Linked DNA regions of Mus musculus: region 2 is linked to region 1. A link is a loop called in an ENCODE intact Hi-C map of the cell type or tissue named here. Cell type or tissue: heart. All regions are shown on one strand.

What was found. Peaks named below come from ENCODE experiments on the same cell type or tissue, not always from the same donor. Only the 100,000 strongest peaks of a DNase experiment are listed, where the experiment ranks them.
Region 2: it touches region 1 in a loop (15-fold over the local background); 19 of 42 quality-filtered maps call a loop at or near these places.

What each region holds. Positions count from the first base shown.
Region 1 is chr12:32,894,620-32,902,619 of GRCm38, forward strand. All of the region lies in intron 2 of Gm33484 (a long non-coding RNA gene), which reads right to left. Among named protein-coding and RNA genes, the nearest start is that of Gm33484, 11 kb to the right of the region's middle. In heart, no CTCF peak of the experiment used is centred here; DNase peaks (open chromatin) are centred at 2,092 and 3,062; H3K27me3 peaks cover 1,120 bases.
Region 2 is chr12:32,287,693-32,295,692 of GRCm38, forward strand. No RefSeq gene overlaps it. Among named protein-coding and RNA genes, the nearest start is that of Gm33308, 45 kb to the left of the region's middle. In heart, a CTCF peak has its summit at 4,542; DNase peaks (open chromatin) are centred at 4,579 and 5,389; H3K4me3 peaks cover 802 bases; H3K27ac peaks cover 1,242 bases.

The sequences.
Region 1 (8,000 bases):
GGTGAGCAACTGAAGACATCTTCTGTCAGTCTCTGGCCTCCACGTGCACCCTCCCACAAGTGCACACTCAACAGCACGCACGCATGTACTCACACCCACATTTGGAAACATACACACAGCCACATCATACACATATACATGCAAAAAATAGCTGAGATAGTAATGCGAGTATACAAACACAGATCTGCAGAGTGGGTCTTGAGTTGACTTTCAAATTATCAGTCTATCTAGTTAACAGTTTTTCAAATGTATATTGCCATACCTAGAAATTCTTCAAATGCTATGGCTTGCTTAGGGGGCATAGTTAAACAACATTATGCTGATTTTAATCTTTAATTGCCAAGGCTAATTACTGACTCTAGGAAGCCACATGCATTGGGAGTCTTTGGGGACAAATTACAGCTTGTGATGGAGCCATCTGCTACATTAGCAAATTATACTTTGGAAGACACGGACAGTACTAGTTTAATGTCATTATCCCCATGATGCAACAGACCTTGCATATGAGTCCCGCCTCCTGCCCTATTTTCTATACAGCGGTGGGATCTCTGGCCACTGAAGTGGTAGACTTCTGTGTTGTTGAGGGAGGACAGAAGCTTAAGGAACGTGGACATGAAAGGTGCCCTTCAGCTCAGAAGCTGGGTGAAGCCTCTCACCAGCTGAGAGTCGAGGATGACAACACAGCCAATGACATCCATTTAAGGCCTTGCAAACCTCACCTGCAAACCTGTGGTTTCCTAGGCTCTCACCAGAAACCACACTTAACAGGAAAAGATGGGTCCTAAACAAACCCTTTGTGCAATCTACGGGGCTCCTCCTGGCGCCTTACTGGATTGCAATCCCACCAAAGGCACCTTCAGTGCCAACTTCTAATCTCAAGAGTGGAGAGGTAGGGGAGGGGAGTGTCCCTTAGGAACCTGCTGAGCAGCGAACCCCAGACGCTTCCAGAACCCAGACATAGTCACCAGGAGGACTCTTGAAACCCGACTCCTTTGTGAGCAGCCCACACCTGTGTTTCCTCCCCAGCTGCCCTCCTTTTTGCTTTTAGTAAATTCCAACTCTGTCTCCTATTGGCTCATCCTGAAATTCCTGCCCAGGTGGCAGCCCAGGATCAGGGTTTCCCCCCCCCCCCCCCGTGGTGGTCTATAAAGAGAACTCAGGCTGCTGCAGGTGACAGTGTGGAGGTTACAGGGTGCAGGTGACAGTGTGGAGATGGCAGGGTACAGGTGACAGTGTGCAGGTGACAGTGTGCAAGTGACGGTGTGCAGGTAACAGAGTACAGGTGTCAGAGTGCAGGTGACAGGGTACAAGTGACAGGGTGCAGGTGACAGGGTGCAGGTGACAGTGTGCAGGTGACAAGGTGTAGGTGACAGGGTGCAAGTGACAGGGTGCAGGTGACAGTATGGAGGTGACAGTGTGCAGGTGACTATGCAGGTGACAGGGTGGAGGTGACAGGGTGGAGGTGACAGGGTGCAGGTGACAGTGTGCAGGTGACAGTGTAGAGCTGTCCTTCTGTCACTTGCTCTCATCTTGCCTCAGTTTCCATCAGGGTGGATGTGAGGGGACTGAGGGATGAGTCCAATCTTTGATGTCTTAAATAAAAGGCTCTCTATAAAATACCTAAACCTAGTTAGTACTTGGTGTTTAGTCCCAGCAATGGGATAGCAGAAGACAGGTTTACAAAGCTTAGTCCCTCAGGCATCACAACCACCAGAGACTCGCCTGAAGTCTAGCTCTGCGGGCTGTGAGGGGTGCCGGTACCATCAGTGCTGTGGGGGTGGGGTAGAATCCGCTTCTCTAAGTCACTTGACTCTTTGGCTCTCGGCTGTTGCTCGTTCCATCTTTGGGAGAGGTTCATGAGAAGGTTTAGAGGGAGGAAAGGAAAGGAGGAAATGATAGCATTACAATATCTCTTTAAAAATTAAAAGGAAGAGAGTGGAAGAGACAAGTTCTCGAAACAGCCTGGATGCTGAGCTCAACCCAAAGCACGGGTGTAAGCTCTGGCCAGCAGCCCTCAGAGGCTTCCAGCTCAGCGGCCCGAGACTCCTCACTGAAAATATCCAGCATCTGATGAGGCAGCTGCGGGTTAAATTTAGCCTTGGCAAACTCAGGCCTTGGCTGGATGCTGGAAGCATCTGAGTGGATGGATGGAGGGCCGATGGATGCGTGGATAAAGAATGGACACATGAACAGGTGGATGGACAAATGGACAGACAGGTGGATGGATAGACAGATGGATGGACTTAGCACAGGTAGGTGTGAGAGCCTGGGCTACTGTGGCCTGTGTGATGATGATGCTGACACCAGGAGAGAGGCAGAGCTAGAGGAAGGAGATGAGTTGGGAAGCCCTCCTCTCTCAGTGGCCACCAGCCTGGCACAGCCCTTTGATGGCCAAGGGAAGCATGAAGATAGATGCAAGGAAAAGGAGCCATAGAGACGGTGAGAATCTGTAGAGCCATGTCCCCTGGAAAACTGCTGTGAGGGATCATCCAGTAATGTCACATTAGCCAAGTAAGGTCCCGCACTGGGTCCACAGATATTCAGTGTGACCTTTGTCCTAGCTGTGTGTCAGAGGCCACCTCAGGGCTTTTATGTCATCATGATCCAACCGTTATTTGCTTCCTCAGTGACCTGTTAAAGTGCGAACAACTATGGACGTTGCGTTTCCTTGGTTAACGCAGTTATCGTTGCTGTCCCTGGAAGGGGTAGAGGACAGAAGGGCAGGGAAGGAATGATCAGCATGAATGAACTAATGAATGGAGTGTCTCTTGTGTTAATATGCTGACACTGGAGGAAGCAGTACATACAGTAACTGTAGCTGAATACAAAGAAATTACCTTCCCCGTTTGGTAGATGAGAAATAATGTGCCTTATTTGGGGCTTCCATGAAGATTAAATGAGAGTATTTGACATGAGATAGCTCACTTCAATAGATGCTGGGTGAACTTGGTCGTCAGAGGGCCAGAGAATCCCTCCCACCTCACGGTTTGCCAGTCTGGCTTTAGCATCCTCCGGGCCAGCAGGTCGCCTGAGTATCACACGACTACACTGCCACCTTCTGGCCACCTGGAGTACTTCAGCTGTGCTGCCTTTTGAACAGGTCCTGCCCAGATGGACCTGCAGACTCAGACTGTCCTGCACTGAGCTGAGCTGTACAGCTGTTGGAGCAAGTCACCTGGGACTTCAACAACCTGGATTTCAGTCTTCTAAGCAAGGTACGGACACTGGGGATCAACAGCCCAGTTCCCCCATTCCAATCCTCATTTACAGGTTGTTGGTCTTAACTGTGTACTGTACTGGAATGTCCTGCACACACACACACACACACACACACACACACACACACACACACACACACACCATCTGCATCCTACACCAGACCTATGGGATTAGGCTCTCCAGGAGGCCTAGGGGTGGTTCTCCATGAAAAAGGAAACCTTCTCAAAGTCTCAACCCAGTTCTGAGAATTGAGAATTTGGTGCCTCTTTGTGTCTGCTCCAGTCACCTTTAGTCTTTCACAGCTGTATAGATGACACAAGCCAGGCTCTCTGCACTTAAAATCAACACAGGGAGCTAGAGACAAGAGGAGGTAAGGACAGAGAGAAGCGAGAGCTGACTGAACAAAACAAAGGGGAAGAAAAGTGGCCACACTGAAGCAGGTGGAAAGGAAAGAAAAAGAGAGGAGATGAGATTAGGGGAGAGACATGGAAAATGGGAGCTGGGCCAGAGGCAAACAAGAACCTAAACAAAATCAGTGGACAAATACTAGAGTAAAAAAAAAATTCAATGTATGGTTAAGATCAATATCCAAAAAAAAAAAAAAAAAAAACCCTTGCAGATATTAACAAGGTTGAGATAGCACACTAGAATAAGCAAAGATACCGAAATTCCCGGTACACAGTTTCAGAGGATTGCTTTTGCCTATATAGTTGACAAAACCCAGAAAGCCACTTACTTATTTCTTGGAGTGTGGAAGAAGGAAATAGTTTCCTAAATGCTGTTGGCAGTTATGAATGTGAATTGTCACATTTGAACACAAGAAGCTGGCACCATATAGCAAAATGCACCACCCATCATCAGCCCACCATCCCTGGGACCAGATGGATGCCTTAGGGACACAGCATTGTGGACCAAATGTTGACATATCAGGCTGGTTTGATTATGGCTCCATACAGCAGCCATGATAAGTGAGAAAGCCATGCATGTCACACTGGAATTTAAGGCCTGAGATGTTTCTTTGTAAGAATAATAAGAAAGCAACAATGTTCATAATTTTGTGCCACTATGGAAAGCACAAAATGTCAGATGTGTGTGTGTGTGTAGCATACAGTGATATAGTAATATTGAATGTTTCAGCTAGTTGGCTATCACCTGCTGTGTTTGTTATTTTAAATGAATATATAGGAATATAAGTAAAGGTGTCTTAGGATTTCTATTACTAATGTGAAACACCATGACCAGCAGAGTTTATTTTTCTTACAATTCCACATCACTGTTTAGCATAGAAGGAAGTCAGGGCAGGAATGTAGGGTGGGTGGGAACCTGGAGCCAGGAGCTCTGCAGAGGCTCTGGAGGAGTGGTGTTTACTGGTTGGCTTCTCATGGCTCCCTCTTATAGCACCCACAGCCACAGCCCAGGGGTGAAACAGCCCACAGTGGGCTGGACCCTCCCCATTAGTCATTAACTAAGAAAACGCTGTACAGGCCCACCCACAGCCGGATCTTTCTCAGTGGAGACTTCCTTTTAGATGAGTCTAATCTGTGTCAAATAAACAAAAAGCTAGCCAGCAGAGTAAGAATGGGCAGGCACACAGTAGGTTGACAGCATGCGTTACTTGAAAAGGGAAGGGGGTTTCTGTGGATAGGAGAATAAAGACAGAGTAACTGCCTTAACAAGGAAAAAGGAAAAAAACATGGAAACCTTTATAACAATTATAAATTCTAGGTATATCTATAAAATTGTACATGTGTGTTTACACATATACAGTGTTTTAAAATACAGCAGCGATGTTGAATCTGGTGGCACAGTCCTGAAATTCCAGCTACTCATAAGGCTACAGAAGGAGGATCACAGGTTCAAGGTCTGTCTTAGATACAGAACACATTCAAGGGCAGAAGGAACAATTTAGTAAGGCCCTGTCTCAAAGTCAAAGCACACGGCACAATTGCCAGTACCAACAAAATTCATAAGTAGCTTTCATGCAGTAATCCTCTGATCATACTGTATAACAAAACAAACCTCAACTCTCAGTGATGTACCCCAATGGGCATGTCTCTCTCACTCTCAGATCTGGGGCTCAGCCAAGGTGGTCGAATTGGGCTGTAGATCCAGTTCTTACAGGGCACTGTGAGCGTCATTCTGAAACCTGAACCAGCTCGAGTACACTCACCTCAAGGGCAATGGGATGCTCGAGCTAAGCCATGTAACTGAATTTAGATCTCTACCCAGAGGAGTCCCATGTCTAACTCAACATGGTGGGATAAGGAAATAGATTCCTGTGGAGTTGGGTGGGGAAATGAAGGCAGGGCAACAACAACAACAACAACAACAACAACAACAACAACAACAACAACAAACTTTCCCCAAGCTTCAGTGAGAAGTGAGGCAGTGGCGGAGGACCATCTCACCCGCTGCTTGTGAGAACCAGGGTGAAAGCATTGCAGCAATGGTATGGTGATGTGCTGTAGTTGGATAATGTCTGACTGTGGCCTCCAAAGCCCACCAGCTGGAGCTGAGTCTCCGGAGTGCTGGGTTTGAGGCTGTGGAAGCCTTAAGAGCCTGGGCTGAAGGTGGGGATGCTGTCCTCGGGAAGGATGGATGCTGTTCTGGGGTCTCTGGTTATAAAGAGGGCAAGTTGGCCTTGGCTCGTTCAAGCTTCTGGTCTCTTATGTGATTTCTGCCATAGGTCTTCTCTCCGTGGTGATGCTTGTTATGAGGTCACCCATCAAAGGACAAAGAATCCTGGCTTTCCAGCCTCCAAAACTGAAGGCTGAATAAACGTAATCTCTCTGTGAAGTTTCCACCTTCAGGTATTTTGTTATACCAACAGAAAATAGAAACACTAGGAACAGTTACAACAGTGTCACTTGGAAAGTACAAATAGCTCTTTCCTGACACAAATTACAACAGATGTGGCATTTGTCAGTGGGAGAGCATAAAGTGGCACAAGGTTTCAGAAATGTTTAACGATATCTCTTGAAACATAAAACTTAGTACTTTTTGCTCTATAATTTATCTCCTACAAAGAAATTTGTCTGTGGATATACCCACTAAATTATATCAAGTAAAGCAATATTTGTACAAAAGAAGAAGAGGAGGAAGAGGAGAAGGAGGAGGAACAAAGACCTGATTAAACAAACCATATTTGTAGTTACATTTCATTGCTGGGATAGAATATGTCAGCAAACAGCAGCAGTGTAGGAACTTACTTTGGTTTACAGTTCCTGAGAGAGTCCACCCTGCCAAGAAGGGCATGGCCACAGGTGGGGAAGACAGGTGAGGCAGGAAGCTGGCTGAACCTTTCTATCCACACTCAAAAAACAGAAGAGAGGAAACAGGAAGTGGGGCAGGAAACAGGAAGTGGAGTGAGGCTATACACCTTCTAAGCCCTGCCCTGGGTCATATATGTCCCCCAACGAGTCTCCACCTCCTAAGGGTTCCACAATCATACTAAACAGCAGCACCGACAGACACCTCCTGCCCAAGTCCATGAACCTGCAGGGAGCATTTCTCATTCCGACCACTACAAAGTAATGTCCATGCATTGTACATAGATATACAGAGCTTGTACATAGATATAAAAATATCTTCAAGGCACACTACTTACAAAATCGAAGTTCAGGGGAAAAAAGAGCTAAGAACACACAGAGAAAGGAGTGTACCAATTGCCAATGGGTATCAAGCTATTCTCTACTTTATAGTAACCGGGTTGGGGATCTCACTGTAACAACAAGATACAGTTTCACCCTCAGAAAACTTACGAAAACTGCTTCTAATAAGACTGGCCATTGGCACAAGCATGAGACACCAGGGGCTCATACACACTGGTAATTGTGACAGGCCTGGTACCCAGTGCTGCTGCCCAGACTTGAGATAGTTGATAGCGCAGAAAGAAATGGCAAGAGCGTTCATTTTCTTTCTTTCTTTTTTTCTCTCTCTTTCTTTCTTTCTTTCTTTCTTTCTTTCTTTCTTTCTTTCTTTCTTTTTTGATTGTCATAATAATCTAGAACAAATATAAACTGCAGATTGTAACAAAGCTCTTAAAGGTGGCTTTCTCATCACTCACTGGGGAATGTGAGGTTACACGGGCTGAAGATTAGAACAGTTAAACCCGTTAGAGTTGAAGGGGTTAACAATCAGCACAGACTGATCAGTCAGCCGAAGCGGGTCTCTACCAGCCACCAGCCTCTAGACGAGGCGCTTTCAGTGTTCTGACAGATGAATGCATGGCCTGCTCCACTGGGCAAACTCTTTATCCAACACGGTGCCCAACCAGCTGATACATTGGACAAAAAATAATAATAATAATAATAATAATAATAATAATAATAATAATAATAATAACTGAGAGACTTGACATCCAGTGAGATTGCTTACTGGGTAAAAGCACTTGTCACACCAACCTGATGATCTGGACTTGACCCTCAGAATCTATAGTGGAGGGGTAGAACCAGCTCTCAACAGTCATAGAATATATATTACAGAGAGAGTGTTGGGAGCCGCGCCCACATTCGCCTTTACAAGATGGCGCTGACAGCTGTGTTCTAAGTGGTAAACAAATAATCTGCGCATGTGCCGAGGGTGGTTCTCCACTCCATGTGCTCTGCCTTCCCCGTGACGTCAACTCGGCCGATGGGCTGCAGCCAATCAGGGAGTGACACGTCCTAGGCGAAGGATAATTCTCCTTAATAGGGACGGGGTTTCGTTTTCTCTCTCTCTTGCTTCTTACACTCTTGCTCCTGAAGATGTAAGCAATAAAGTTTTGCCGCAGAAGATTCTGG
Region 2 (8,000 bases), 610 kb before region 1:
CTGATAGCCTATCAGAGGTAAGGTAAGACCCTATTGCTGAAGACACCATCCTCCCCAGACACAGGACTTGGAGAAGTAAGCTGGAATTGGCCTGAAAGTCTCCCTGAGGACTGGCTCTCATAATATCTAAAGGTGCTACACAAGCTGCCAAAGGAGATAAGCAGTGAAGGGTCCTTTCCAGCTATAAAGCCTGTGTTTCGCAATAGCAAGGTATGCTCAGCACAGCAAGGTATCCCTGAGAGTGCAATCGTGGCACTTACATATTCTGAATAATCAATAGCTATCCTACTAGACTGAGGGTCCACTTAATAGCAAGACAAACATACTAACAGGGTAGAAATTAATACAGATGAGACTAGGAGAACAGAGCGTAGAACTCAGTCAATCACAGTTGGTTCTTTGAAAACTAAATGGGATTGACAACTCTCTAACCAACAAAAGGGAAAGGGGGCTGAGTTAATAAATTAGAAGTGACCAAGAGAAGGAAAGGTACTGGAGCCTCCAGTGAGACCTAACCGTTAAAGAAAACTCCAATTTCATGGCCCCAAAGACTGAAAGATGGAAAAGAAGTTGATAAATCCTAGATGCATGCAACCTACAAAACTGAAATCTAGAGCATGTAAACAAGAATTAGAGCAGAAATGAAGTGCTGCCACACAAAGAAAAGTTAGGAATGGAAGAACCCAGTGCCAGCTTCTACCAAAGCCTAAAAGGGTTAACACGAATGCTTTCTGACCTAAGGAAAAATTTTAGCCGCCCTCCCCCCCCCCCCGCATGTCTTAGTTAGGGTTTTACTGCTGTGAACAGACACCATGACCAAGGCATCTCTTTTTTTTTCATTTTTTTATTAGATATTTTCTTCATTTACATTGCAAATGCTATCCTGAAAGTCCCCTATACCCTCTCCCTGCCCAGCTTCCCAACCCACCCACTCCCACTTCCTGGCCCTGGCATTCTCCTGTACTGGGGCATATGATCTTTGCAAGCCAAGGGCCTCTCCTTCCATTGCTGGCTGACTAGGCTATCTTCTGCTATATATGCAGCTAGAGACACGAGCTCTGGGGGTACTGGTTAGTTCATATTGTTGATCCACCTATAGGGTTGCAGACCCCTTTAGCTCCTTGGGTACTTTCTCTAGCTCCTTCATTAGGGGTCCTGTGTTCCATCTAATAGATGGCTGTGAGCATCCACTTCTGTATTTGCCAGGCACTGGCATAGCCTCACAAGAGGTAGCTATACAAGGGTCCTGTCAGCATAATCTTGCTGGCATATGCAATAGTATCTGGGTTTGGTGGTTGTATATGGGATGGATCCCCAGGTGGGACAGTCTCTGGATGGTCCAAGGCATCTCTTATAAAAACAACATTTAATTGGGGCTGGCTTACAGGTTCAGAGGTTCAGTCCGTTGTCATCAAGGTGGGGCATGGCAGTGTCTAGGCAGATGGTGGGATGGGAAGAACTGGGAGTTCTATATCTTCATCTGATGACTGCTATGAGAAGACTGACTTCCAGGCAGCTAGGAGGAGGGTATTAAAGCCTAAGCCCACAGTGACATACCTACTCCAACAAGGCCACACCTCCAAATAGTGCCACTCCCTGGGTCAAGCATATACAAACCATCACACACCACATAACATTTTAATTAATTCTCTGGGAGTTTCATATCATATACCCCAATCACAATACCTTTCCAGTCCTTCCATGTCTGCCCTCTATTATCTCCCCCACCAAAGAAGTAAAAAAGAAAAAAAAAACAAAACAAACAAACAAAAAAATACAACAAAAACCAAGTCCACTTTGTGTTATCTATATACTCACTGGAACACGGTCAAATCCTTAGTGGCGTGCACCTTAAATAGAACTGAGTCCTTTCCTCACCTGCACCCTGGCCAGAAGCCATCAATTATGGAGGGCTACATTTCAGCATCCCATCACACTTTTTAAGAGTTCTCTTCAGTGCCTTCCTGTCTAGGCTGTTACTGTTTGGGGGGTGGGGTGGAGGTTGGGGTGGGTGTAGGGGTTGTCATAGAAGATTGTATGTCCTCCCTCTCCACTGTGGGTATGCAGTCATCCATCTAACAGCAAAAGTAGCTTCCTTGCTCTTCACAGTCAATGGGAACAAAGATCATGGGCTTCTACACAGTTTCCAGTGACGTCATAGACCATGAACAAGGTCCTTGTTGCAGTAGGACCCCAGACCCAAACAAGACCCTTGCAGGCTGCCCCAACTGCCTGTGGACATATCACCTTAGGTGGCTGTGCAGGCTACTCAGACCAGTATGTACTCCTTCCCTGCTTCCCCCCCCCCCCCCCACGCTGGGGACAGCATGACCCAAGGAGATCAACATGGCTCCGGGTAGTAGACCACAAACCACAGACCTCTGCCTGGCCTTTGATGGTAAATTAGACCATGAACATCAACACACACCTTGGTGGCAATAGGACCTTTGTCCCAGATGTGGCCCTCAATGGCAGCAAGGACCCAGCATGGGTGGTTGCAGGCCTGGCTGGCTTATCAGACTGTTGGCTCTTCTGCCTGCACATCAGCCCCAGGTGGGGGGGGGTGTTCAATTTTTTTTTCCTGATGAATACTGATGCAAAAGTTTTCAATTAAATTATTCCTAACTTGACCTGGCTTGGAGGCACAAACCTTTAATCACAGCAGCTGGGAGAGAGAGACAGGCATATCTGTGAGCTTGAGGCCAGCCTACTTTACAGAGTGAGTTCTGGACTACACAGAGAGACCGTGTGTGTGTGTGTGTGTGTGTGTGTGTGTGTGTGTGTGTGTGTGTGTGTGAGCGTGCATGCTCTCTCGTGCACATGTACACACACACACACACACACACACACACAGAGCTATTGAAAACTGAATTCAAGAACACACCAAGGAGATTATGCACTGTGACTTAGTTGTTTTTACCCTGAGATGCAGAATGGTTCAACATACATAGCCCAAAACTTATAATGCAAGATATAAATAGACTTGAGGTAAAAACAGAATCACATGGTCATTTCTATCAATGCTAGTCAGACCCTTGGCAACACTCAACATCACTTTGTGATAAAATCCCAGAACAAGCTAGGAATAGAAAGAACATAGTTAAACACAACAGAGGTTGTATATGACCAACCCATAGTTAATCTTATAATAAATGAGGAAAAGCTCAGAGCACTTTTCTTATAGTCTGGGTGGAGTGAAGGATACACACTCCTTCCATCCTTATTGCATACAGTACACAATGGTTTAACCAGAGGAATAAGACAAGAGAATTATGTTTGCTATAACTATTCGTCTACAAGACTCTGTGTGAATAGAAGTCCTTACTACCCTTGAAGCATACACCCAGGACTAAAATTGCTGGGTCACAGAATGGCTCTGTCTATCTTACATGGATTTTGAATATGACAGGGAAACTGGTTACCTGGAGAATAATGAACAGGGTGATTGAATACAGTGGACAAAACGCTGTAACCATGGGTCTCCTAAATTCTACAGTGCACACCGCTGAGTAAGGAGTCAGGAGTGATTAATCCATAGACTGGTGAAATATTCCCTCACAGAAATACCAGTTTATCAGGTTCACATTGCTAGGGTGTGGTGTAACCTAGACCTGCTAGAGATGATGCAATATTTGAATTTCAGCAACCCCCCCCCCCAAAAAAAAACCAAAAACAAAAAACGGATGGAAATTCCCCACATGAAAATGAAGCAGGGCTGGTGAGGTGGCTCCCTTGACAAAGCATTTGCTTCAGGACATGATGACCTGAGTTCGATCCCCAGTACCCACAAGGTGGAGGGAGCCAATCTGCTCCTGCAATTGTCGTTTGATCACAAGGACAGCACAACACCCAGTGAATAACAGATAAGTGGAAAGCAAAATGAAGGAAGTAAAAAGCAGCTGTTTAGTGGTAGTAGTTTGATGTCCATTGCAGTGGACTATGAGTTCTTTACTAACTCAAAAACTTCTATATAGCTAGAAGAAACGAACAAACAAAAACAAAACAAAGAAAGAAAGAAAAAGGAGACAAGGTTAAATCACTAAGTGCCCACAGAAGCCAGAGAAATGATGAATGAGTTAACAAATCAGGCCTCTCTGGGTGCCCTGCTTCAAAGAACCTTGGCGAATGTGGTAGTCTCCAGAATATGTCACTTAAATCCAGACTTCGTAAAAACACAAAATGACAACCACGGAAAATGTACTGACATTTAAACCAAGCCCTGGGCGACGATGGGTAAGCTCCTGTAATAAAGAAAAGAGAAAAGAGACCGAGAAAGAAAGGGCGAGGGAAATCGGCTACAGGAAAAAACCCCAGACTTTCAAGCTGATAAACTTGAAGAGCAGGGAGTGTGATCTAAGGCGCCTCGTTTTAAAATACCTCAAAATTACCACAAGGTGGCGCTCTCGGGAATTTGACGCTCCAGACAATCCTGCTTCCCTGAAGTCCCGCTTTGTAGAAGGGTGGGCTGAAGGAGATGAGCCAGGCAAGGCTGCTGTGCCCTCTTCAAGGCCTGGGGTAGCTCTTTGACTTCCAAGCCTAATCTTACTCTCAGCGCGAGATCCATTAAAAACAGATCTTGGTGAGGCAGTCTGAGTCGGTGCTGCTGACCCCTACAGGCCACACTTGGAGTAGCAAAGGCTTAAACAACTGGAGAAATGAAGACTCGAATCTATCATGTTTAGAAAATTGTTTACAGAACAGCCTCTGTTCTGACCAATGGGATGATTCCATTACTAAGGTATAATGTTTGGGTTGTGACTTCAAAATACACGAGTATCTTCTACGTATTTCTGGATAGAATATCGACACAGGGATTAGTTCTTTTGGTTCGCCTAAAAGAGGACATTAACCTTGGAATGACTAAGCAAAACCACGAAAGCAACTTCCTCTCCTTCTCTCTCTCTCCCTCCCTGCCTCCCTTCCATCTTTTCCTCCTCACTCTCTCTCTGTTCCTCTCTTCCTTCTTAACAGAGTCTCACTAGGCTGCCCAGTCTGACCCCAAACCCAAGATTCTCACGCCTCACCCTTCTGAGGGGTTTGTTTGTTAATAGAGAAACCTAAAGCTGCAACCTTTTAAAACTCCTGCTATCCAGAGCCCAGCAAATGGAAGCGAGTCTCCTCTGCCAAAGCCAGGCTGCTAATTTATTAAGTCCAGTTAGAGGGACAGAATTCACGTGACTTAGGAAGCTGAGCGGCTTGTGGAAATGTTGACAGTGTGCCGAGGACCAGACACTAGGTGGAGCTTTCAGAAATGACTCTTGAAACCACAGTACAAAATGGTGTCACTGGGCAGCTGCTGTGTTGGCCATGTCCTGGTGAGGACGTCACTCTGAGCAGGAAGTTGTCAGGATTGCTGTGTGCTCCACAGGTCTGCCCCTGCTGCAGTGTGTACCAGGAAAACCAGGCCCTGTGGACTCATAACAGTCAAAATAGCAGTGACTGGCACTGAGACCTCTGCCCATCTAGTGGCAGAGAGGGCCAGTTCCAGAGGTGCCTGCCAGCTAAGGCTTGTACTGATGCATCGGGTTGGCTACATCTAAGTCTAACTTAAAACCAAATCTAGGTCCAGTACCTGGGAGATGGAGGCAGGGGGATGGATGAGGATCCAAGATCACACTTGGCTATGTGGGAAGTTTGAGACCAGCCTGGGCTACCAGAGACCCTATGTGAAAAAAAAAAACATCTAAATAATATATCTACTGTGGAATATGGAAAACGTAGTTTTCAGCTTTCTGGACTCAAAGGCTCAAGAAAATACTGTAAGCAAGGGAAGTCTGGAACCCTCTGCCCTCAAACTTCACCAGAATCCAGAGAAAATAGAGAAGAGCAATAATGAAATTGTGGAGCTTTGAATAAGAAGGGGCCCATAGGCTCATATTTGGATGCTTAGGGAATGGCACTAGGAGGCGTGGCCTTGTTGGAGGAAGTGTGTTATGGAAGTTGGAGTGGGGTTGGGGAGGTTCAGGGGTGGGGATAGGTGGGTAGTGGGTGAGTAGTGGGTGATTGGTATTTCAAATACTCAAGCCAGGCCCAGTGGCTCTCTCTGTTCCTGTTGTCTGCTGTTCCAGATCTCAGCTACCTCTCCAGCACCACATCTGTCTGCATGCTGCCAAGTTTCCTTCCATGGTGATAATTGGACTAAACCTCTGAACATAAGGCATTGCCAATCAAATGCTTCCCTTTATAAGAGTTGCTGTGGTCGTGGTGTCTCTTCACAGCAATAGAAACCCTAACCAAGACAACTATTTCTGACAGTTCAGTATGTGCAAATCAGCATGTTAACACAACGGGATAGAAAGGGCCTTTCAGTAACTAACAGCCTGGGAACTGGCTTATCATTTTGGAAATGTTTAGAGAACATACCAGGTGAATTCTGCATAGATCAATACTGTAAATGTGAACTGCACAAGCATAAAATATGTACTGCGTATATGGTATAGGTATTTCTAAGATTACTTGAGAATTTGGGTGGAAATTTTGGAATGGTTTATGAGACAGTTTCATACTCTAGTACAGGCTGGTCTGGAACTTTCTGTGGAGGCCAGGATGGTCTCTAACTTCTAATTTCAATACCTCGTTTTCAAAAATGGCTAGAATCTATAGATAGAAAATCAGTAAGAAACAGTGAACTTGAACATAAATGTAGACAAATTGATGATGGCCACATAGCAGACATTACACCCTAAGAGAATAGAGTGCCCATGTTCTCCAAGTACACAGACCATTTTCCAGGACAGATCACAGATCAGGTCTCAGAATAAGTCTCAAAAATGTAGGAAGACTGAAGTTACACCAGGAATCTTTCCTGACCACAGAGGACAAACTAAAACCCATTAATAGAAGCAACACCACAAAATCCTCACTTGCGAATGCATTTGGGAGACAATGCAGGGACTATTTGTCTTCTTCCCTGTACAACTCTTAATCTTAATGACCATTAAACACTATAAATCAAGTTATTTAGGATATAAGATATTTGAAGGCAGAATCGGAAGTAATTTTGTATTCTCCGTGTCTCACAAGCAGCAGCTGGTAGGATCCAGTAACTGTCTGGGGAACAAAAGAATCGTTCTTATTGTTAAATCCCACCATCCTGTGTAAGACCTCTAAAGTTCATTTTATCCATTTCAAAAATTCTACCATTATCCCAAACTCAGAACTAATGTCTAGGGGGCCTGGTAGCCCATTTAAATCTCTAAGCCTATTTAGAATTGATCCTTTGGTAAGTTGGAGAATTCCTTTAAGGGCATTTAAAGTTTTAGGTTTTTTTTTTTTTTTTTTTTTTTTTTTTTTTTTTTTTTTAGTAATTTTTAGTTATATTTTTAAAAGCCACAGGATTCAAAGTTTGCCATCGTAACAACGTTGGAATGGTTTGTTGGAACTCAGTATTTTCATATTCTTGTGTGATAGATTTCAAGAATCTTTTGCTTTAGAAAACTGAACCTTGATTATACTTGATTAAAAATAAAACACATTTTCTCCATTTCTTTCCTCCATGCTGCCCTGACTACCATTATTCTACATCCTGAGTATCTGACTACTTTAAAGACTTCACATGAGCAGAATCAGATGGTATGTATCATATCTTGGCTGGCAAAAATCACTATCGCAGAATCCTCAAGCTTGTCCAGTTTTGCCCTATTTAAAGGCTGTATAATATTCTCTTATGTGGATGCTCTGTTCTTTGCTCCTCTGTCTGTAGATAGACATCTCTTCAGGCTGCTTTCACCTCTGGCTACCATGAATGACGCTACCCTGTGCGTCGTATATCTAGATATCCCTTTGAGATCTTGTTTTCAACAGTTTGCAAAGAAAAGGAATAATTTTTAAAAAACAAACCCTCTGCAAATCAAATAGATTTCAGCCAACGGCCGTTAGCTGTCAATTTGCAGCCCAAATTATTCCTTTGTAGTTTATTTCTATAGTAGAAGATAGTAGGAAAGCCACAGTAGGAGTGACAAGGAAGAGAGAGCTCCAAACCAAGTCTGATGAGGTGAGGT